Regions from separate parts of the Homo sapiens genome. Here region 2 is linked to region 1. Evidence: chromatin loops called from intact Hi-C (ENCODE). Cell type or tissue: IMR-90. All regions are shown on one strand. Each heading gives the region's core, and the rest is flanking DNA. Links, peaks and the distances in the headings are about the cores only. Region 1 overlaps ENPP6 (ectonucleotide pyrophosphatase/phosphodiesterase 6). Region 2 overlaps STOX2 (storkhead box 2).

Region 1 (11,386 bases), core at 2,061-10,060:
AGTTACACTTCCCTATCCGAGGAATCAAGTGCAGCACGAGAATCCAGTGGAATGGTTGTTCCAGCGGCATGGAAGCAACTCTTCTATCTTCTTCTCATGTGACCTGGATGTGATAATTCTACTGCCACATGGGGCCATGCCTTGCTGTGTGTGGGTGGGAGGGCATGTGAGGCAGTGGACCAGAGTAAGCCCAGGTGTCCCACAGGCTTTCAAATATCCATTTGTGGCTGGGCACTATGGCTCACACCTGTAATCCAAGCACTTTGGGAGGCTGAGGCAGGAGGATGGCTTGAGGCTGAGGAGTGCAAGACCAGCCTGGGCAATATGGCAAGACCTCAACTCTGCAAAAATAAAAAATTAGCTAGGTGCGGTGGTGTGTGCCTGTAGTCCCAACTACTCAGGAGGCTGAGGCAGGAGGATCTCTTGAACCCAGGAGATGGAGGCTACAAGTAAGCCATCATGCCACTGCACTCCAGCCTCGATGACAGAGAAAGACCATCTCTAAAAAACAAAACAAAACAAAAATCCTCTTCTTTAACACTTCACAGGAAAAACTGAGATCAAATTCTTCTGACAAAAGTATTAGAAAATATTATCTTTTTACACTGGAAATATGAAATCGAATTCTGTGCATTTAAGCATAAAGGAGGATTGAGATTTCTTTCCCATCCCACCTAGTTCGTGGCCTCCTGCTGCGCAGGGATAGTGCTTTGGGCTCAGTGCAGAAATAATCCAGGCTGGAATGAGAAAGCTTTTAGAAAATTCCTGAAGAGCAAAACAATGCCTGATCCAACTGAGGACCCAGACAGGCTCTACTAGCTGAAGATGGCATTTCAGACATGGACAGAGAGTCCAAGTTATCCTCGCGTGTTTACATTTTTTTGGATATGAGAGGTGTGTCTCTTACAGAGAGGAGGTTCTGCAGGCTTACACTGTGGCTGGCCACCTGGGGCTGCCTTCCCAGTGGGGCTTGCTAGCTCGCAGGCAGCTCACTGACTCCCACTCCTGCTGTCTTATCTCAAACGTGGAGTTCTCCAGGGCAAGATTAGACTGTTCAAATTAGAAACTGGGATTAACAAGAGTGAGGCTCTCCTGCAGAATTACTTCCCTTTCTCTTTGCTGGACCAGACTCACTGACTTCTGAGGCTGCATCTGGGCAGCCGCAATGATGCCCAGCTTTCCCCCTAAGGGAGAAGCACATACAGTTAATCAGGAGGGATGCACCTTTATCTCAAAGTGCAGCCAGATAGCTATTAAAGGCCTTGCTCTTAAATTTTCTTCTCAGTAAACAGCCAGTGTGTAAAGCTGTTTAATCTTTCATGAGAACTGGAGCCAGAACGTGATGGTTTGCGGGAGGCTCTCCACGCTGTATCTGCCTGGAAACATTTTGCAATTAGCGCAGTCCATTTTCATCAGGGGTCATCTATCTGTCTGTAAAAGACTGGGCGCTTTTAGTGTTACAGGAACCTGTGATGGAGGCCTCTGTTAATGGACAGAATCTCTTCACCAAATTTTAACTTTAAGCTAATGCAGCTTTGGGGACCTTGTTTAAAATTTGGGGTTTGGGGCTAGATTTGGTTCTGCTTTAAAATATTCCTGAGACTCGGCTGGGCGTGGTGGCTCACGTCTGAAATTCCAGCACTTTGGGAGGCTGAGACAGGCAGATCACCTGAGGTCAGGAGTTTGAGACCAGCCTGGCCAATATGGTGAAACCCCATCTCTAAGAAAAATATAAAAATTAGCCAGGCGTGGTGGTGGGCTCCAGGAATCCCAGCTATTGAGGTGGCTAAGGCAAGAGAATTGTTTGAACCCAGGAGGTGGAGGTTGCAGTGAGCTGAGATGGCACCATTGCACTCCAGACTGGGTGACAAGAAACTGTCTCAAAAAAAAAAAATATATCTATATATATATATAGATATATATATTCCTGAGACTCTCACTTGTATATAGTCCTTCCCAGACCACTGCTTTGCATTCATGATCCTATTTCCCTCATCTGGGAATGGAGGGTGCCATGCTTTTGAATGAAAGCCTTGCTGACTAATGTTCTCACAAAGAAAGACCATGGCCCTGGAATGTATCCAATGTAATCCAGTAGTTACCCTCGGGGTGCTCCATTCCTAATTCCTTTAGCTTTGGGGCTCTGCATATCTGACCTGGGGCTCGGCTGACAGGGAGCACCTGATAACTATCACTGGTTAAAGGTAGCATGTTCAGGCATCTTCAGAACCCTCTCTTAGGCCAACATCATGAACCCTATTAGTGCTCCATGAATTTGCTGCTACTGCTTCTAATGCTCCCTTGAGGACTTGGGAACCTGGATCACATGTGGAAAGGGATTTGGACTAATGTGTTTCCTAAGCTCAGGCACCCACGGAGGTTGCAGAAACTGACACCTCATAGTTCCTAAAAGGGATTTTGTGGAAAGTAGAGTGAACGATGGTAGGCTGAATGAGGGATGCTGGCATACGTCTTTGATCTTACTAAATTGAAGAGATGAGCAGAGCTTGTAGATGTGATGTGTAACCTATAATTTGAAAGGCAAACATGGACTTTTGTGGGCTGAAACATTTTGACCAACATCTAGAAAAAGGCATTCAGAATACAGGTATCAGGGTAAGCTGCTTATATTTAGTGCAGGAGGACGGACTGTGCTAAGAAAGAAGGATAGCTCATGAACCAGTCAACTGATGGTTGATGGCTGTTGGATGATTTTTCTCCCTTTTTAATTTTTGTTTTTGGGAGAAGAGGGTGTTCAGGTAGCAGTAAGATCTTCAGAGTGTTTGGCAAACTTTTCCAAAGTATGAATTGGCAGGGATCCATCTGTTAAATCAAATGACCAGATAGGCCCTCTCCATCTCTCCTCTCCTCCAGCCCTAGGAATTAATCTGGTCAAGAAAGACACAGCAAATTTGCTCTCATGCAAGGCAACCCTCGTCATTCTGGCTCATTCTCAAAGTCAGGCTCAAGGTCATTTCCGCGAGTGCCCTTGAGCACATCCCAGCTTCTGGCTGGACTCTAAACTAAATGAGCCTCTCTGAGGTGGGTGCTCGAGACGGGAAGGACCGTGGAAGAGCCAGACCCCGAGAAGCGATCGCATCAACAGTGAGACTCACAGCGGTCAGCAACCTGGTGTCCAGTAAGCTTTCCTGGACATCAGATAGCTATGAAATAACATTTTGATGAATTAGGTAAAAAATGAATCACAAACATGTGGAATACATTTTCTTCACTGCACTCAGGATTTAAAATTTACAAGGCAAAGTATTTGGCTACATTTGCCAAACCCAAGAAGCATTTGAAAGGAAGCCAGCAAAAGATGTTTCATGGAGACCGGCTGGGTTTGCTCTGCTTGGCTCATAAAGAGGGTCTGTAAGGAAATCCCTGCAGCCTCTCCTGGCACCCGTAGCCCCCCTTACAGACACTTCCTTGGGAATGGGGTCTGAGAGCATCTGGTCATTTCCTCGCCTACCAGGTCCGAAGGCCAGGAAGATGCCCCGCATGTCCATGAGCTCGTTGTCGTAGCCGTGCCATCCACGCTGCCAACCTTCCCGCCTGCCGGTGCTGTTCATCCAAAACGGAAGCATCTCTCGATTCTGAAACCAAGCAAGGCAGACACATGACACTACGTCCTGACCGTGGCGCTGAGCGGGCATCTGCTCCAAGCCGCCACTCCACCGGGGGGCGCTTTCCTCCTCTGCGCTCCGACTGACCCAGACTGACCCAACCTCCGCTGCGGCACTTCCTGCTCCAGGCCGCTCAGACCTCGGGCAGCAGCCTATTCGATTGCTAAGCGCTGTGGTTAACAAGGTGTTTTCCTACGTGGGGCTGAATTGTCTCCCGTAATCAGTTTTAGAGCCACTAAATATAGTAAGTTAGTGGCAGAAGGGATGTTAAAGTGTATCTGCGGTGTCATAAAAATGTATTTGGTCTTTGTCCCAGGTTTCTAACCTAGAGCTCCTAAAACCAGGGGTACAATTTCCTGAGGATAAGAATGTCTTTCGCTTTTCATTCATAAGGAGCTACTTTCTCCCACACCTGAGTTAATGCTACTGAGAGGGGTCCTGGGGCTGGGGGCTAGACAGCTTCAGGGTGGGGACTGGCCACCAGAGGAACCAGACCGGGGGAGGGAAGAGGAGCTGGAGACTTGAGTCCAATCACCTGACCCATGATTTCCTCACTCACGTCTGCGCGATGAAGCCCCACGTGAAGCCCACGGGGCGTGCGGTTCCGGAGCCCCTCGGGAGTGGAAGCTCTGCGTGCCTCACCTCCCATGCTTTCTTTCCCACGGGCCTCTCTATGTGGTGCCTCTCTAAGGGCCATCCATTACAATAAAACAGCCATCTTAAATATAGTGTGCTTTCCTGAGTTCAGTGATTTGTCCTAGTGAGTGATCAAACCTGAAGTAGGGTCATGTGACCCCTCGAATGTAGCCAAATCACACGCAGGTGCCGGCAGCCTGGGGACCTGGGACTTGTGGCTGGCCTCTGAGTGGGGGCTGTCCTGTGGGATGGAGCCCCTTGACCTGTGAGGCCCACTCTAACTCCAGGTATTGTTGTCAGCATTGAACCGAATGGCGGGATATCCAGTTGATGGAGAATCTTAGGGAACCAGTATCTATCTAATCACATTTCCTAGCAAAGCAGCCGGACCCAGAAGGGTCTCCTCAGCAAATCCCAACTCCCTTTCCCATGCAGCCCACCCTGCCTTTCTTCCTTCTGGCCCTGCCCTTGGGAGCAACTCCAAGCCAGCCTCCTCTCCTCCGTTAATGAGCACACTGGAAGATGGCACCTTTGCTCCCCTTGTCCAGGCTTCACAGACCTTAATTTCCCTCAACCACTCTTCCTTTGGGATGGGTTCCGGAACCATCACTTCCCGACACACTTCTTTTCTTTGGAACCCAATTTTCTTAGACTACAGCTGATCACTTGCTATGAAATAGAGGGCTGAGAGAAGGCTTTGCAAGTCCTACAGAGGCTGCAGCCAGCTGAGCACAAGCCTAGCCATGCACCTCAGAAGCCACTCATTCTTCTAAGACCTCGCCAAGGACGAACGGCCCATCCTTGCTAGGCAGGTTTCAATATTACAAATATTTACTATTTCAAATGCAGGAGGTAGAATTTGCTGGTCGTGATGAATGAGTAGAATCAAGACCACTAAGCTACCAGCAATTTACAGGTTGGCTCACAAGACTAGTATCATGTGTTTAGTGAGCCAAGCAGTTCGCCATAAGCTGACACCAACGTCCACTGAACCATCACAACATCCCAGTGGGGATGATACCATTTGCCCCATTTTGTAGTTGAAGGGACTAAGGCTCAGAGAGGTTAAGTGACAGTCAGAGTCACACAGCTAGTGCAAGGCAGGGCTGGGATTGGAACCCAGGTCATCTATCTCCCGGTGCCTGGGCCCCTTCCACTCCACACTGCCAGAGGTCACTGCAGTGCTCCTGCTGGCAGCGGCCAGTGAGGTGTCACCTTGCACTTCACATCCTCACTCACGGAGTGTGGCCAGACACAAAGCACTAACAGGATTTTGGAACTGGGTTGGTGCAGTTAGGTGGGTTAAATTCCAGCTGCTACTTTCTAGCTCTGGGATCTTGGCTGTTTCACTTCTCTGAGCTGCAGTCTCCCTGCTGGTCCTGGCCACCTTGCAGGGTCTGTGGGGGATGTCATGACTGTGTGCTAAGTCCCTGACACACAATAGGTGTTCAATAGGTGGCAACGGTCTGGTCCGCAGATGCCCCTGGCCATGGGGCCAGGTGCCCGGGCAGTATGCAGCCGGGCAGTGTGGGTTGTGAGGGCTGAGCCTGCTTGTGCTTATTTAGCTGTCATATCACATTGCACAGCCATCTGCTCTCACCCCATAAATCGCCCCCTCGCATTGCAGCTTTCCAAGTTTCTCTGTTTCCTGAGTTTCCCGCATCCCTCGTCCCTCCTTCTCCAGCTGTGGTTCGTGTTTTTCCATGGGAAGGTTTCTTTCACTTACTGCATCTCTAACTTTCTCTTTTTCTTCCTTATCTGTCCATGGTGATGATCACAACACATCCCAATTTAGTCTCGTCAGCTGATTTAATGTGTTGCTTCTCCCTCTCACAGTCTACAAGGCGGTGAGCACTGAAGCACGAAGTAGAACACTTTTGCTATTAACAACCTCACCAATTATGAACCTCATAGTCTGTGTGTGCCCCATGGCAAAGAACAGAAGCAAGATAGGTGAAGACTGATGGCCTGATTTAAGACTTACAGCCTAGATTCCACAAATAAACACACAAAGCAGTGAAAAACCCCAGCCCTGAAAGTGATTTTGGATCTTTCTAGTCGTAGGTAAATCCACTCATTTTTATTAAAATAACAAGTTGCCCCAGAAAAACAATTGCTCTTACTGATGAAAAAATCATAGCCACCTGGCGGGTCAGGTGCACAGGTAACTGTGTGGTGTAAGTGATGGACTCAGCCTTCATTTCACAATGCTGCAGCCATGATTTCCTTCTTTTTCCTCTGCCAGTGGCTTTTAGCACCTTTGCTTTGTACCTCACATTATCTTCTCAAGGGCATACAGCTGAGGCCAGGCCCATGAAGAAGGGCCCGCCACACACCTCTCCACCTCCACAGTGGGAATGTCCATCTGTGGATCCGCAAGCTCCTGGTTGGCCTGCTGACCCCATCCAGCCACTGCGGGGCCCAGGGACTGCCACACAGCGCCACCTAGTGACATCCGGGGAGGCGCCCCAGCCCTCCAGATCTGGCCGAAGGTGAGAAAAAAGGGTAGAGGGTGGGCTTGTGTGTGTGCGTTCAGGCAGAGTGGGGCCTCTAAGTGGGATCCCACTGTAGGGTGGGCAGCCAACTCCCAGGGTGAAAGGAAGCACCCGGTTCTCCTGCAATGTGTGCTGGAGGGGGTGTCTCCCCACTCCTCAACTGGTGGGGAGGGAATTCACTCCATGCAGGCAGAGAAGGAGTGGGGTGCCCCAGGTAAGAGGAGTCCCAGGCGATGGTGGAACGTCCCTGCCAGCATGTGGGAGAAGCCCATGATTTCAGGGCCGGTTTATTCAGTTCTACGGATGTGGACTGAGCTCTGGATTCGTGCCAGGAACTCAGCTAGGCTTCTGGGGTCGGGGCCACAGAGGTGGAGGGCGGCTCCTTCCCCTAACAGAGCTCAGCTTTAGTGAGGGAGGAAGGGGGCTGCAGCTGCTGGGCATTGACTCCAGAGTAAGTCAGTGCCAGGAGTGGGTGCCCGAGCCTGAAGGAGGGAGGGAGGCTCAGGCCCCAGGGAGGCCTTCAGCAGTGGGGACACAGGAGGAGGCCGAGGGGAGAGTCAGTCAGTGGGGACGCAGCTGTGTGCATGCAACCTACATGCATGTAAACACATGTGTGCATGTGTGTGTGAATGTGTGTGTGCATGAGTGTGTATGTGCCTGTGTATGAGAGTGTGTGAGTGCATGAGTGTAAGCATGTGTGTGCGTGTGTATATGTGAGTGTGTGTTTATGTGTGTCTGTGTTGCACGTGTGTGTTAATGTTTATGTGTGTGAGCTTGTGTGTGTGTGTGTGTGTGTGTGTGTGTGTGTGTGTGTGTGTGTGTAGCACTGGGGTAGGGAGATGGGGAGGAGAAATCAGGATGAGGAGTCCACACAGGGAGTCCAAATAAAGAGGGTGGGGTCGCTCCAAGGGTCCTGCAGTGACAGAATCCTGGAACTCCAAGAGCGGAGGAGCCCTTGAATGACCTGGGTGGGAAAGATGGAAAGAAAGCTGCCATCAGAGAGAGACAGCTGGAAGAGCCAGGAGGTGAGAGGAACTGGGTTGTTTTGCTAGCGAGGTTTTGCCAACCAAACAGGGTGACCAACTCTCCTGGTTTGCAGCTGAGAGGGTTTCAGGGATGCAAGGCTTTCAGTTTGAAAACCAGGACAGTCCCAGGCAAACCAGGACAAGTTGGCCATTGTACAGTCAGCACTATATTAGGAATTTAGGTAACATCTTCACCCAGGGTGATATGTTCAGCACTTCCCAGTGCCTTCCAGGACCCCTCCTCTAGACAGGGGTAGACAGCAATGCCAGGACCCTCCTTGATGAGCCCCTCAACCAGTTAATCATTTCTAACAGGAAGGAACCAGAAACAAGTCGCCCCACACCAGGACGCGCGGTGAGAAGCCGCTGCGAGGGTGCCTTCAGGCTTGCGCGCTTTCCTGCCGGTGCCTGCATTCTCTCTGGGCGCCTGCACTCCATCGCCAGCTCCCCATGATAATGCCTGTTATATGCTTGCATTGATTTGGGAAGCCAAGGAATAATTATGAGATAAGAGTTATAATTTCTAGACCAGGCCTTTGTCTCAATCATCCTTAGCATTAAAATGAAAAGAAAATGCAACATTTGCGCTTTACCTCCGAATCAGAAACCCAGTAAATACAGTTTGTTCGACACTTGCCAGGGCCCATCCGTTTGCATTCAGCATTGTAGGATTCCTTTGAGTGCTGAGCTGAGCTGTGCTGTCTGGGGAGCACACTCAGAAATGCGAGGCTGCGCTGGGAGTGAAGGTGCAGGCAGAGGGAGGGGTGGAAGGACAGGACGAGGCGAGGAGCACTGAGTGGTCCATGTTTATTATTTGCCGCTTCACATGGGCAAGGTGTGGCTTTGGCAAACTCTAGGGGCATTTACTTGTCTTTTCATGATGCATTTTTGGAATACATGATCATATATATTTCTTGCCCATTCCTTCCTATTTCTCTCCACCATATACAGGAGAATGGTTGCTAAGCTGGGGAGAATAACGGAGGAGGCTGGTGGCCAACAGCTGCCCAACATCCGGCCTCCAGCTGTGTCCTGCATCCCTAAATGTCTCCTCCCGAGGTGGCTGGAGGGTTGAAATCTGTCTTCTCTGCCATCCCTCCCCGAGCAGAGGCGCTGTTGCAGGGCCTTGCCTGGTGCCTCCTGCTCTGCCTGGTGCTGCCCCTCTGGCCTTCCCACAGAGGCCACAGTGTCGCTCCCTGCTGGAAACCAGCGTGCTCACCGTCCACACCGGTGCATCCCATGCTGGCTGCTCAAGGACCACCCTGAGCTCAGCCTGGACCTGGCTCCGGGATATTTGCATTCAGCAGGTCAGGAGGAGTTGAGGAATCTCTTCTTAATGTCCCCCAGGTGGTCGGGATGTGCAGTCAGCCATGAGAACCCCTAGAAGCTGCTCACCTGGCATCTGCCATGGGCCATGTGAAAGGATGATTGTCCTTTTCTGAGAAGTGCCTGAGATCAGGGACTGTGCCTCATGTCCCTTTGTGTGGCACTGGGCAAGCAACACGGGCCTCCCTCTTAGAAAGTTCAAAGGGCTTCAAGGGACTGCAGAATGAGGCACAGGATCAGCTGGTACAGGGCTGCTTTCCAACAGGCGGGAGCCAGGGTGGCCCTCCAGCTGCTCCAACAGGTGCTTCATTCTCAAAGGCCGGCGCCCATGGGATGCTGGTTGTTACACATTTTGACTATTGTGTCTCCTTTCAACTACTGAAAGTATAATTCTCATGGGGTGTGGGGTCAGGGACCCAAGTTCTTCCCTTTCTCCCTTGAGGCATCACAACAGGTCTCCAGGGAACTGGGGAACACCGTTGAAATCTGGTCAGATTAAAATAAAAGGTGAAACCTATCTAAGGTGTATTAGAGGCCTAATAAAAATCTACTTTTTTCTTCTAGGACACGGTTATAACAGAAGCCTCCCACCTCCCTGAAAATACAATACACTTCTGACATCCTCCCAGTCTAAGAAAAGGCACCAACAATGTTCAAGTCATGGGTGGCTTCAGTGAAAACGCTGGTGAAATGATGACAGTTTGGCTGGCTTGGATGGTTTTGCTGCTAGTGTGAAGGTCAAGATATGGTTTCTATTATAAACCACGCTTTCTCATATTTTGTGGCATTGCTATTTTAAATTGTCCTGCAAAGAGGCTTCCAGCCAGCAGGACTCTTTGGAGCCCGTGGGAGTGGTGGTTATGAGCCTTGGAGATGTGTTTGCCACATGCCGCTCCAAAGGGATGTTCCTCTAACCATTTCCCTTTCTCTGTCTTTCTGAAACAGAATGTAATTGCTCAGGCCTCGGCCTGCTGGCCTGACCCCAGCGAGCCCCTGGCCACACACTGCTTGATCCTCGAAATGGAAAATGCAGGCAGCCAAGTCAGCAGGGATCTGGCGACGCAGACATTCTCGGAGTGGAGCAAAGCGCTGGAGAAAAGCACTTAGTGGATGGGGTTTCTTTCTTCTTTTCTTTTCTTTTCTTTTTTTGAATCACGTTGATTGCAGTGCGCCCAGGCTGAGGAGGGTATGCCTGTGCTCCCACACAGCTCCCACAGATGGCCCTGGTCACCATCAGAACGCATGCAGCTTCCCACCCCACATCTGACTTTCTGAAGCTCAGGCAGGCCTGGACAATACCACACTAGCTGTCACTAAAGCTCCGAAGCCACGTTTTCCAGATTGTCTTGATTTCCCCAGATATTTTGAGTCCAGGCCTCACAGCCATTCAACCACAGGCTTTAGAATTGAGCCTGGCATTTCATATCCTTTTCCAGTTTTCAAAATAAGTCTTTCCTCTGGAGAAAAATATTGGCCTCCTTTAGAAGCTTGGGCCTGAATTTGCTGCATTTCTCTCAAGTCAGGCAGGGGTCCAGACCATGTTCTACGATCTTTCACCTAGCTCTGGGGAAATCTTTCCCCATCCTACCTTTGTGAGCATGGTGGCATAAAATGGACACTGTCCAGGAGAGGCTGCAGGAATTAGCCCTTCAGGGCTGGGGAGAGCTGTGTCCTGCCCTTGGACTGTAGCTCTGGGTCAACTGAGGTCAGAAGAATTTGTACTTTCAACACCTCTTCCCTGTTGAAATTTCTTCTGGGGCTACTAATAATTAACCAAGCTTGAAAGCCTGACTTCGCTTTCTTCTCTGTTTACTTGGTGACTGGTTTACACACCAACCAAGTGAACAATCTGTCAATAAGTAGTCAGGAATCAACTGTCTCAATATTTAATAATTCATACCACCCACTAACATCTACTGAGACTCTACTGTGTACAAGTTCTATGATGGGAAACAAAGGTCAAGATGCCAAAGACCTGCCCTCAGGGAGCCTCCACTCCGGCAAGGCAGAGTCCAAAACAGACAAACAAATGTAGCATCAGGTCTTACAGAAATTCCAAGCTGGAGAACATTAGCAACTCTTGAGTGTTTCCTGGAAGAGATGGTGTTTGAGTTGGGCTTTGAAGGACAGGGAGGGATTGGCACAGAGAGGGCATTCCAGAGATTCTACTGATTATTTATTAGGCTGATTGAAGTTACTTGGGCGAGCACGGTTACCCCTCCCTGACCACTAAATTCCCAACACTTAAGTCTTGCACTGGAAGAATTGTTTTCACAAC
Region 2 (11,338 bases), core at 1-8,000, 82 kb before region 1:
AGTGCAGTGGTGATTGTAGCTCACTGCCGCCTGGAACTCCTGGGCTCAAGCAATCCTCCCACTTCAGCCTTCTGAGTAGCTGGGACTACAGGTGTGTGAAACCACACCTGGTAATTTTTAAAAAAATTTTTGTAGATCCTTCTGCCTTGGCCTCCCAAAGTGCTAGACTTATAGGCATGAGCCACCATGCCCAGCCCTGACATGAAAATCTTAAGCAGGCCATTTATTAAAATCTTTCAGTAAATAATTCACCGAGCAGCTAAGCCCCAACCAAAAAAAAAAAAAAAAAAAAAAAACAGAAAAAGACCCCAAAAAGTGACTTTTCTCCACACTCCAGGGTTTCAGTGCTGGCTTAGAAGTCATGTTCAGCCACATTTCCAAAATTCTTCAGTCCCTTTTGTTGGGAATTAAAGGGTATGTAGAAGGAAAAAGGGTAGAAACTTGAACTATGCTATGAGATCTAATATTGAAAATGAAAAGTCTTGACGTGAGAAGCCTGTGATTTCAAATATGAGGCCTAAAGCTGGTTGATAAACACAATATGAAAATCAGAGACCAAAGGCTGCCAGGGGTATATCTGCTTAATGTATTGCAAGAACGTGTGCTGTAGACGCCTGGGGCCAGGGGAAGACATGTGTACAGAAGGATGAACAACAGAACCGCTTGGTCCATTTCTCCTGCCTATAAAATCCTGAAATCCTGTTTTTCAGGTTGTACTCCATTAGCTCTCTTTAAAAAAAAAAAACAAAAAACAAAAAACCAACTTTTAAATTTGAGGAATATTTTTACTGCTAACATTCTATCTCCTTTAACTTTTTCATCAGCACATCCGGAGCCCGCAGCTTGAATGTCACAGACTGTAATCATTATTGCAACAATAATGAAATACATTCTTTACCACAATTTACCACTATTACATATATTACATATTTACCACTATTAATATGTTGGCTGTGATTGAAGGTGGGCGAAGGGATCTTACAGTAGAGACAGACCCCAGCTCAGATCATGTATTGCAATATGTGTTTACGGTGCCTGGTATACAGCAGGCACATAATAAATGTTGAGCCCACCCCTTGAAAGCTGGTTTAAGAGTGAATCCTTTGGACCTTAAAATGTATTTTCCCATAGAAAATACGTCATTCGTAATACATGGATTCTGAAGCGAACCCACAGTCACTATTTATTTCATTATATGCTAGGTATACAATGAAATAATCCACATTTTCTACCTTATTAGTGTACAGATTCTTCCTTGATGCTTACTTCTTCTTCACAGTCACCCTAGGAGTAGGTACATCCCATCATAACTCTCTATATTTTAGAGATGAGGAAGTCAGATACTGTAAAAAGTTACTTTAGTGATTAAGAACAAAACCAAAGGAATGTGTCTTGAAATCTTTGGGGTTTTGCATCTTTCCTGACCCTCCTCTTCCTCCACCTGCTCCATGCCTCAGTGGTAGCTCTGGCAAAGCCACTGGTGAGTTTTCCTGGGGGAGACGTCATGTAGGCAAGTCTCACACTTTCCCTTTTAGTGATGACATTTTGGAGTGTCTTTTAGGTATGCTCAGATTTACCATAAGCATAATGAAAAACTTGACTTCTCCCTATAAATGGATTACCTTTCTGGAGGTACCCTCGACATTCAAGAAAGTCCGAGGGTTTGTTTGTTTGTTTGTTTGTTTTTTTGGTTGTCAGTGAACAAACTGCCTTTTAAACAATTAACTCTTGGCTTCTTGGTGAGAAGCAAACTCAAAGCCACAAGGAGTTAGGCTTAAATAACCTGTTGGAAAGGGCTGTCAGAGTACAGGATTCAAAGATGCTATCAGCCGAGGATGGGAATGAAAGAGAGGAGAGGATGTCTTCGCTGTAGTAGTTTGACTTGTTAACTAGCTCTAGCAGGCTTAAGTCAGTTGTGGGGACCAACTCTCAGAGACTATTTCCTAAATGTTGACTCTGCCTCATGCAGTGGATGTTTTGAGAATGCTTCTGGCTTCCTCAATCTCTGTAGCTGATACATTTCTTGTAGCCACATTGAGGCCCTGGCACAGGAAAGCTACTCAGTTCTTCTCAATCTGGCCCAGTCATCTTATTTCTGCCATTGCCCTATACATTTGAAATCTTAAATGTTCTAAATATCTTAAAGCAATGAAATAGATTCAAGTGTTTCTAACTTAGAAAAAGTAAAAGAGAGAGCAAAATAATACAGCTTTTAAATCACCTGTATTCTATACGAATTATTTTAAAAAGAAAATACTTCACGTATAATCCCAGCATTTTGGGAGGCCAAGGCGGGCGGATTGCTTGCACTCAGGAGTTCGAGACCAGCCTGGGCAGCATGGGGAAACCCAGTCTCTACTAAAAACACGAAAATTAGCCGGGTGTGGTGGCACATGTCTGTGGTCCCAGCTACTCGGGAGACTGAGGTAGGAGGATTGCTTCAGCCTGGGAGGCAGAGGTTGCAGTGAGCTGAGATCACACCACTGCACTCCAGCCTGGGGGACAGAGCAAGACCTTGACTCCAAAAACAAAACAAAACAAAACAAAAACAAAAACAAAAAATCCAAACAAAAACAATCCTGCCGAAGTGGGGCAGAAATGAGTGGAAACTTAACAAATGAATGGGAAAAAAAAATCGAAGTTCCTTTATCGAAAATATAATGTATTTTAACTAAAGTGTTAAATTTTGAAACAGTGGAATAAAACGTTTAAAGTGAATTTTATTCCCATCTTTGCGGCAAATGCCCAGGGTCCCCCAAAAAAGGGCATGCTCAAGTCCCCCACAGTCGAAATCTGCTAATCCAGAATGAAAATGGAATCATTAGGATAAAATTATCGAGTGTGTTCAGGAGCGGCTATGCCAGTGAATTTCCAGCCTGAAATGAAATCATGACTTAGGTGTATTTATGAGTATCTGTTTTAAAAACCACTGTGATAGCTAGCTATCACCTCAAATTTTGAAGTCGTTTCGTTGAGTGTGAAAAAAAGGAGAAGACATTTCAAAGTGCATTTAGCTATTTAAAAACCCTTTATTCACTGAGTGTGCTGCTGATTATTACATGTCTGTGGAAGCTTCTGGAGCCAGTGGTGGAGAGGCAGATGTGAATAATCAGTCGAGATGTATATTGATATGACATTATGAACCAACAGAGGAAATCCATTAACGACATCATTTGCTCTTCCTCTGGGGCTCAATTTATAATTATTTATGTTCCAAACAAAACAAAACAAACCCTTTTTGCTCTTTTAGTACTCGGGAGAGCCTGGCTTCCAACACATCAAGCATTGTTGAAAGTAACCGTCGTCAGAACCCCGCTTTGAGCCCGGCCCATGGTGGAGCTGGTCCAGCCTTCAACTTCCGAGCGAGCGCGGAGCCCCCGACAAATGAAGCTGAGAAGCTACAGAAACCTTCCAACTGCTTGCAAGCTTCTGTTACTAGCGTGTGATTGTCCTTCTGCCTCAGATCTTCTGTCTCATTCGATACAGCAAAGTTTACGACACTGGGACTGATGTTTACATCTTTGGAAAGACAAGCATCTCAACCACAGTTTTTGTGTTTACTTAAACTGTGCTGCTAAGTAGGGCTAGGGCAAAAAAACAAAAAATCTTTATTTCAGAGTATTGCTTTTCACATTTATGGCTCTGTAGCAACTGAGTAACAGTAGGGGTGATATGTATACTTTTGCTTCACTAATTGTATCTGAGCACACATAGGAAAGTCTAGACACTGTAAGTGTAATACGCATTTTCAATGTCATGCAGTTGCCAATTCCATTTTAAAATGCCACAGATGCGTGTTGCTCCCAGTCTGTGGTTAAACGGTGCCACAGAACTGATCCTTGACACTTCCAAAAAAAAAAAAACAAAACAAAACAAAAAAAATTTAAAAAAAAAAAACAAAAAACAAAACTAAGCTACCACGAAATGTCAAATGCAAGGGTCCACCTTGAGGGAAATAGATGCCAAACTAACTAGAAGGGACCCCGGCCCTTTGTGTGTGAATTGTTTATGCACCAGTCATTTTTCACTGTGAGTTTTCGTGACACTATTTTGCAGGAGCCCATGGAAGTGTGTGAGAAGGGGTCGCAATGGAGATCACTGGGAGTGAATGTTTTCAGGGTTTTGTTTTGAAGTGTCACAGATGCTTGTCTGATTTTTTTAACCTTCCGTGATCACAAACAGGAATATAGGCCTTTGAATCTGAAGTGGACAAAGGAAAGCAATTTCCAGTCTGGCTGGGGCACAGCATTAGGTGATTGAAAAGGTGATGTGGACTTGTAAAAGGTGTTACTCAAATATTGAAGGAAGAGAATTTCCTCCTTGTGATACTTAGGATGACCCTATCTTACTCTAATAGATACAATAATTAGTTTGTTTAAAAGCAAAATGTTCTTTGTGATACAAATGAAGAGTAGGGCCTGAGGATGTTATTCTTTCTAATGGAAGGACATAAATCTATTTTATGTAGTTTTAAATAGAATGCCTAAATTAGGCTGTGGGAGATAATTTTTAGTGGTTGTAGGAAAGAGCAAATTTAGGGAGTGTTGAACTTCAGGCCTTTTATTCCTGGGAAGATATGTATAGAGAAAACTTTTAAAATAATTTTTGATTAGAAATATACATGTGCCCATGTAATAAACAACAGAATGTGCTCATTCTGCTAGTGCGGTATAATCCGAATTTGTACTCCCCTAAAATTTATCAGAATAACAATTATGCATACATGAACTATGCCAGAGTAATGTTTACAGATACTTTGTAACCAATTTCAGGAGGCGTTTTTAGCTGGATGTGTAGTTAATTAGACCAACTTATTTCCAAATGGTTTGTTAACATTTTGCTTTGGTTTACAATGTCATGTTGAACACAAAGAAGACCCAGCAGCAAAGGGATGACCAATAATTTCATCTTATAGCAAGGAGACATTCCAACGTTCCCATGTTTTATTTTCTGAGAACAGTGGGACAGATCTGTAGTAATGGAATATTATTTGCAAAAGGGTTACATATGACACAAGTAAGTGTTCTGACATAAAGTTTTATTTAGTTCAGTGGCATGTGCTGTTGGGAGCCATACACCATAAAATATATATATCCCAAAATAAATCTAGAATATTTTCACCTCCAATTTCAGTAATTGGCATATGATTTGTGAGACGCATCTGTTTTTGTATGAGGTTTAATCACTAGCAATCTGTTTAAAGAATCCAGTCCTATACACAGTTGGACTCATTCTTGAAACCTTTAAATGCTCCCTCATAGTTTTTCAGTTATTTGGAAGTTGCATTGGGTCAAACTGAACTCCTTGAGTTTGGTGTAAATTCCTTTTTTCTGCTTATTATAGTGAAACTTCAGCATGTTTCTTAGTAAACTCCCATACCATTGAAATGCTTAAGCCAGTTGGCTTTCAGTCTCATGCCTTATTTCCTCCAAGGCATGCCTCAACGCATTGTTTGTCTCATTGCTTAAATATGTCCAGAAGGAATGATCATGTATCTAATAGACTACATAGTTGGTTCCCTTGGGGAGTTATATATCATACAGTTACTAAATATTTGTCTAAATTCATTTTTTCCAAAAACCTGCTCTCAAATTTTTCTTCTACTCTCAGTTCATAAATAATATAACCATTGAAACAACACATCAGCCTCTAGCTGATCCTCTGAAAGTAGCCATTGAAATAATCGAATACTGTGTGAACAGGAAAGGAAAGCGTTACCTTTAAGAGAAGCTTTAAAATAGGAATTTATTGATATTTCACAAGATATAGGTTTACAGAAGACATTATTCAAATAAATATGTACACTATTTGCCTGATGCTATGGGGTACATAATTTTTTAAAAACTCCCTTAGACCAGCAGCCATTAGTGTAGAAATGATGGACTTTAAAGGTGATACCATGTAAGCAGATGTTGCATATAAAAATATTCCTGCCTGAATCTGATCGAGATTCTTGAATGGGGGAGGAGTGGCAGCCGGCAGCACATTGCAAATGTCATTCGAGGTCACGGTGAGGCTCTCGGTCCCGGAACAGTGGGGGCCTCGCCAGGCGTTGCCAGTATCCCTTTCCTCCTGTAAAATCATAGCTTTGTGTTACACGACTGCTTATCCAGTCTTAGGGTTTAGCAGCTGAAAGGTTTACAAAACTGAATCTGGTTGAATCTCTGTGAAAGGGTCAACACATCTGTCGGCATTTTGCACACTTATGTATTATTATGATACAACATATTACTTTATGGTAATTTTTATTTTTACATATAACTACCTCCATAAATTTGATGAAATGGCAGCCGTGTGTTAAAGTGTATCGTTCAGAAGAGCAAAGTTGAACACTTCCTTCAACATTAGGGCATGGCGTGCTGTGTGTGTCAGTGATTGCCTCTGTGGACTCATGACTTTCCATCGCCATGGCTTTCTCTTACGCCGCTGTTTGGCTTTCAGATGTAATCCTGTCTTCTCCTCTCTTCCCCACGAAAGCGCACTCGATTTTGTTAGGAATGAACGGAAGTTTAAAAATTCTTGTGCCCACCCCCGCCCTCCACCCATTCCTGTTAAAAGTTCTCTGGCGAAGAGCCAATGGGTGAACGTAATTGAAAGAGCTATTTACTCTTTTGGAAATCTGATTTGAAGTCTAAGTTTTCAGTAACAGAAGACACACAAGCAATGTGGACTGCCAAGCTTGAAGCACTTCGGGCTCTGCCTTCACTCGCATGCTACCATGTCGAGCCCAAACTCCACTTTAATTAAAAGAGCTGTGCTGTGAATTCCACAACTTCTGTTAAATAATTTGTATTCCATTATATATATTTTGCACATCTCAGGGGACCATAATGAACATATGAAAGGGGGGGGGGTGCCATCAAATAGAGAAAACAAATAGAAGAGGTGAATGGAGACTAGCTGGATAAAAATAACAAATTACTTCTTCTCTGATGTTGTGAAGGTCAGGTTCAGGAAGCATCAATTCACAGTTAATCCGGAGTAACAATGATCTGAACACCAGCTGTTCCCAGGTCCCTCTTTTTCATAGCCCAACCAGCATCTAAAATGTAAATTTAAATTACATTGCAGTCACCATGGGGAGAAGAAACCTGTTCAGTGGAAGCAGAAGCATTGTTCCTTTTTTAGGTTGGCGCAGCTTTGCAAAACTCTACCCAGGATAAACCACTTATCACCACCAAGTGTACTTGAAAATAAAGTTTTTAACTTAAATTACAAGCATATTGCTCATAATACAATAGTGATCATTTTTTGAAAGTCTTGCCATTTATAACATGGGCAGTATTTGGAGCTTCATTTAAAAACCAACAACAACCGATAATGACTTTGCACGATTCACTTTGGGATCTCAAAGTGCTTCCAAAGCATTCAGATTTACAAACAATTCACAAGACAGGTCATCTTTGTAATACGCATACTTACAACGAATTAACAAAAGGAGTGACTTAAGATTCTCCAGGAACACAGTGGCAGCTATTGATGATCTGTTTTCTATCTGTTTGATAGAGCATCATGAGAAATCACAAAATACAATGCTATTTTTCTGATGTGTGCTAATAAAGTCAAAGAAAACAAATACATCTTGACACTTTTGTCCATTTTCATTAAAAAAAAAAAAGTTCAGGGTGTTTGGAATTTTACATCTCAGCACACCTTACTGGTATCAATGGATAAAGCGGGTGATTGACAGATCCACCCAAATGCCACTGCAGTCAGAAGCAGATCTGGACACACCCTTGTTTACAGTTTCATATTGGGTTGCTATAGTTCCCGTGCTAAATCACCAGCTTTCAGGAACATGACTGCTCCTGGCAGTGGAAGGTGCTGAAACAGAAATTTTAATTAAAAACTTTATCAAGTACTCTTCACAGTGCTGCTTGGCACCATAGAAAATCAGTACAATATATCGAGCCCTACTTTGGAGGAGCTGGATTTCTGAGGGAGCTGATCCAGTTCTAAGTGTCTTCTCGAATTAGGAGATAGATGATCTTTGATGGGGATCTCCTCCGTCACCACAGGCCAGTCACAGAACCAACTAGCCACGTGCTGCCAGACCTCAGTGGGCCCAAGCAGGAGCAATCTCTTCTATCCCCCATCTCCCCCAGGACCATCCCGCCCATTGTCAACGTCATCCAGGGCTCTTCTGGTAGTGAGTGACTTTTCTGCACATGTTTAGGGCTTGGGGGAGCTAGAACACAGGAAACATGAATGCAAAAGGCATGGAAAACACTGTTTTGCTTTGGGTTAGTAAAATGTGGGCAGGACAAAGATTACTATTGGTCTGAGCTTTGCCAAGTGAGATAGAATCAACTGTCACCCCATTCCTTTCCCAGAAGGTCTTATGGTATTAAGGATACATCCAGTATTTTCCCACAGATTTTTATTCAGGCGATGTTTCATAAATTACATATATGAAAACATTCATTATTACATTTCCTTGTGTGTTTCAAACAGACATTGGCACCTTCCTATTGAGTTAATTCTCTGCATCTTTTGCAGCAGCAGCCCACAAGGAGATTCCCAGAGATGGCTCCCCTAACACACAGTCCTGTGATTTTACAGTTCTATGACTTACAGTTGATGATTCACAAGATTCAGGATTCTACAAGACTCAAGGGGGAACTAAACTTTCTTACGATTGTACATGATCAGTTATAGGGCTGTAATCATTAATTGTTGGCTTCAAATGTGGACACACACACACACACATCATGCCAAGGAGGGAATGGGGTGTTTCAAGTCAGGCAGCGATGATTCTGGAAGGTTGGAAATGTAAGGTTAGAAGCTTGGCTGGTCTTAGTAAACTTGTTCCCTTGCTCCCACCAAGAAGAGGTACCAAATGTGAGACCTGAGATCTCCTCCAATATCTGTCCTCTGCAGTTCCGGGAAACTAATCATGAAGTACACATGCAGCAGCTCCTCCACTTCCTTTCCTCCGAGGTCCTCCTTTCCATTCTCCCACCTAGATACTGACACACCGCCACGGTTTCCACATTGGAAGGGCAGAACACTGTGCAGTATCGTGCACACTTGCTGGGTTAGGAATAGAGCTGCCCTAGGGTCACCTTCATGCAAGTATTGACAGCTACAAATTAAAGTCCTTAGAGCAGTTGACACAGATACTACGTTCTAGAAGAGAATTAAATTTAAACGTCAAGTTTAAAGGGATCATAATTCTGCAGGTATCTTTCTCTGAGTGACTGAATGTGACTATTGCATTAGGGTAAATGAATTAAGACGTGCAAGTGGGATTTACTGTATGTTAGAAAGGAGTTTTGCAGCCAAGACTGCCTTGAATAAAATGTGTTTGCACTGAAAAAAAATTTTAAATTACTTGGTCTCTGGTTGCTGTAAAGGTCATCCAAGATGGATGTTCTGTTTATATTGTATAGTATTTCATATGAAATAATTACAGTTCATGAAATGTCTTCCCTAATGTTACTGATTTATAACAGCACATTTGTAACATGGTTTTTATCGTGTCAGTGTACCATACTGTAAATGATGATTACTTGTCATGCTTAGTATAATAACTTAAAAGAAAAAAAAGGACAGGGATTTTTGTAAGTCTATATTTGAAAGTCCCTCCCTATGGTGATACTGTGTTCATGTTGTTTATGTAGTGTTGTGTGAAATATCCATTTTGGATTGTGTTACTTTTTAAGATATTAAATAACATTTGGTTATATGTCTTAAGTGGATTTTTTTTGGTACTTGAGAGAAAATATTTTAGGTGAGGTTAATTGACTTCTCTCTTCAATTAATAGGATTTTATAACATTGTGATTACTCAATATTATTAGAGCTTCTGAGTTAAAACAACTAAAAATGAAAATTTTCTGATCAAAATTCTTTTTCCATGAAAGTTGGGGGAAAAAAATCACATTTTTAGGTAACTGAATTTAAAACAGAGTGAGAGAGATGCCTATAACTACATTTTCTATATGAAATTATAAAGTGATGTGATTAGGTCTGGGGTTTCTTTTTCATTAGCACTCATGTCTCAGCTTTTGTTCCCAAGTGGATGGGATCCTCTCCCCAGTAAACACGAGGAGGCTGCTCACAGGTTCCAGTGAGTCACTTGCACAGGTTCGGAATCCTCCATGTTTATTCTCCTTCAGCTGTCATTCATTCTTCTGAGTCTCTCACTGTGGCAAATCTTTGCCCGTAGAAAATGGGCTTTTTCAAACCAAAGGGATTTGCTGCCCCGTTAATGATGGAGCTAGGAAATGGTATTCTCAGTCAAAAACAATGAGCCATAAAGTCGAGCCTGATTTTCTTATAAAGGCAATATCCAAAGTAGACTTCCAAAAATTGTTGTGAACAATGACAGTGTCTACGGATAAGTGTCTGGAGACCCCAAGGTAACTGCTTTGAAGAACAAGTTGTATTTTGTTGCGTAAGTTTGTCTATATATTTTAAACTGTCTCAATACAGACGTTTCCTTTTTCAGGCATGAAGTTAGGAAGAGCAGGAATACTGGGAGTATATTGTGAGTTTTACTCTAGGACCAAAAGCAGCTGTGGTCAAGGAAAGGTAATTGTGTGTTCATTTCAGAACGATCTAGTGAACTGAGGAAACGTGGGGACTTAAGGAGAAGGGGGAAGGCAGGATTCTGATTCCTTGGAGAGAATGGTCACAGTTCATAAACACGTTGTCTTTCCAAAGGAAACGGTATGGTTTTAACTTACTTTTAGCATTTAGAGTGGTGGCTTTTCTCTCCTTCCTTAGAGAAAATTCAAGCAGAGTACTCAGTACTTGCCTCCTTCCCTGGTGGTGGCCATGAAATCGAGAACCACTGAGTAATCAGAAGAAGTTATTCACCTGACCTTAATAATTCATTTAACTGTAAAATCTTATCCCTACTGTGAGAGTTCTTGGATTTAGGGACACCCCCCTGCCCATCTTCACGCTCAGTGGCTCCAGACCTTTCCTGTCAAGCAAATGGTTAATCATGTGTGTGATTAATATATTTGCACAGTACATTGCTCCATACAGGAATTTCAAGAAAAACCGAGGCACCTGTGCTCAAGAGAGGCCGAATAGGTTGCTTAACTGCAGCTCCCAAATTCCATCAAATAAATTCCTCCCAGGTCACTTTCCTTTGCGTTTCCCTTGTTCCTCACCCTTTATTGTAAAGTTCCATGCATTATTTTTATTTTCTATTACCTTGAGTTTATTTTACTTTACTACTCTTCACTTTGCATAATAGCAGTGCTTTTCATTTGTTCGTTGTTATGCTGTTAATATTTGGACTCACTCTTGCTCTCCATTATTGATAACCACAATTGATTACTAGTATTTTAAATTTTACATTTATATTGTCTTTCCCTCCTTGT

Evidence for each region. A loop is a pair of places that touch in the nucleus more often than their neighbours do. Peaks named below come from ENCODE experiments on the same cell type or tissue, not always from the same donor. Only the 100,000 strongest peaks of a DNase experiment are listed, where the experiment ranks them.
Region 2: a loop joins it to region 1, with 3 times the contacts of the local background. A loop is called at or near these places in 3 of 110 quality-filtered maps.

Annotation. Positions count from the first base shown.
Region 1 is chr4:184,093,773-184,105,158 of GRCh38, forward strand. ENPP6 (ectonucleotide pyrophosphatase/phosphodiesterase 6) reads right to left here. Exons shown (of 8, transcript NM_153343.4): 7 at 3,473-3,596. Among named protein-coding and RNA genes, the nearest start is that of ENPP6, 120 kb to the right of the region's middle. RefSeq lists a silencer at 8,724-9,018. In IMR-90, for the core only: CTCF peaks have their summits at 3,667 (motif pointing right) and 6,708 (motif pointing left); no DNase peak of the experiment used is centred there; H3K27ac peaks cover 2,037 bases.
Region 2 is chr4:184,013,839-184,025,176 of GRCh38, forward strand. STOX2 (storkhead box 2) reads left to right here. Exons shown (of 4, transcript NM_020225.3): 4 at 3,251-9,688. The coding sequence ends at 3,446. Among named protein-coding and RNA genes, the nearest start is that of STOX2, 110 kb to the left of the region's middle. RefSeq lists an enhancer at 3,350-3,849. In IMR-90, for the core only: no CTCF peak of the experiment used is centred there; DNase peaks (open chromatin) are centred at 3,483 and 5,433; H3K27ac peaks cover 3,889 bases.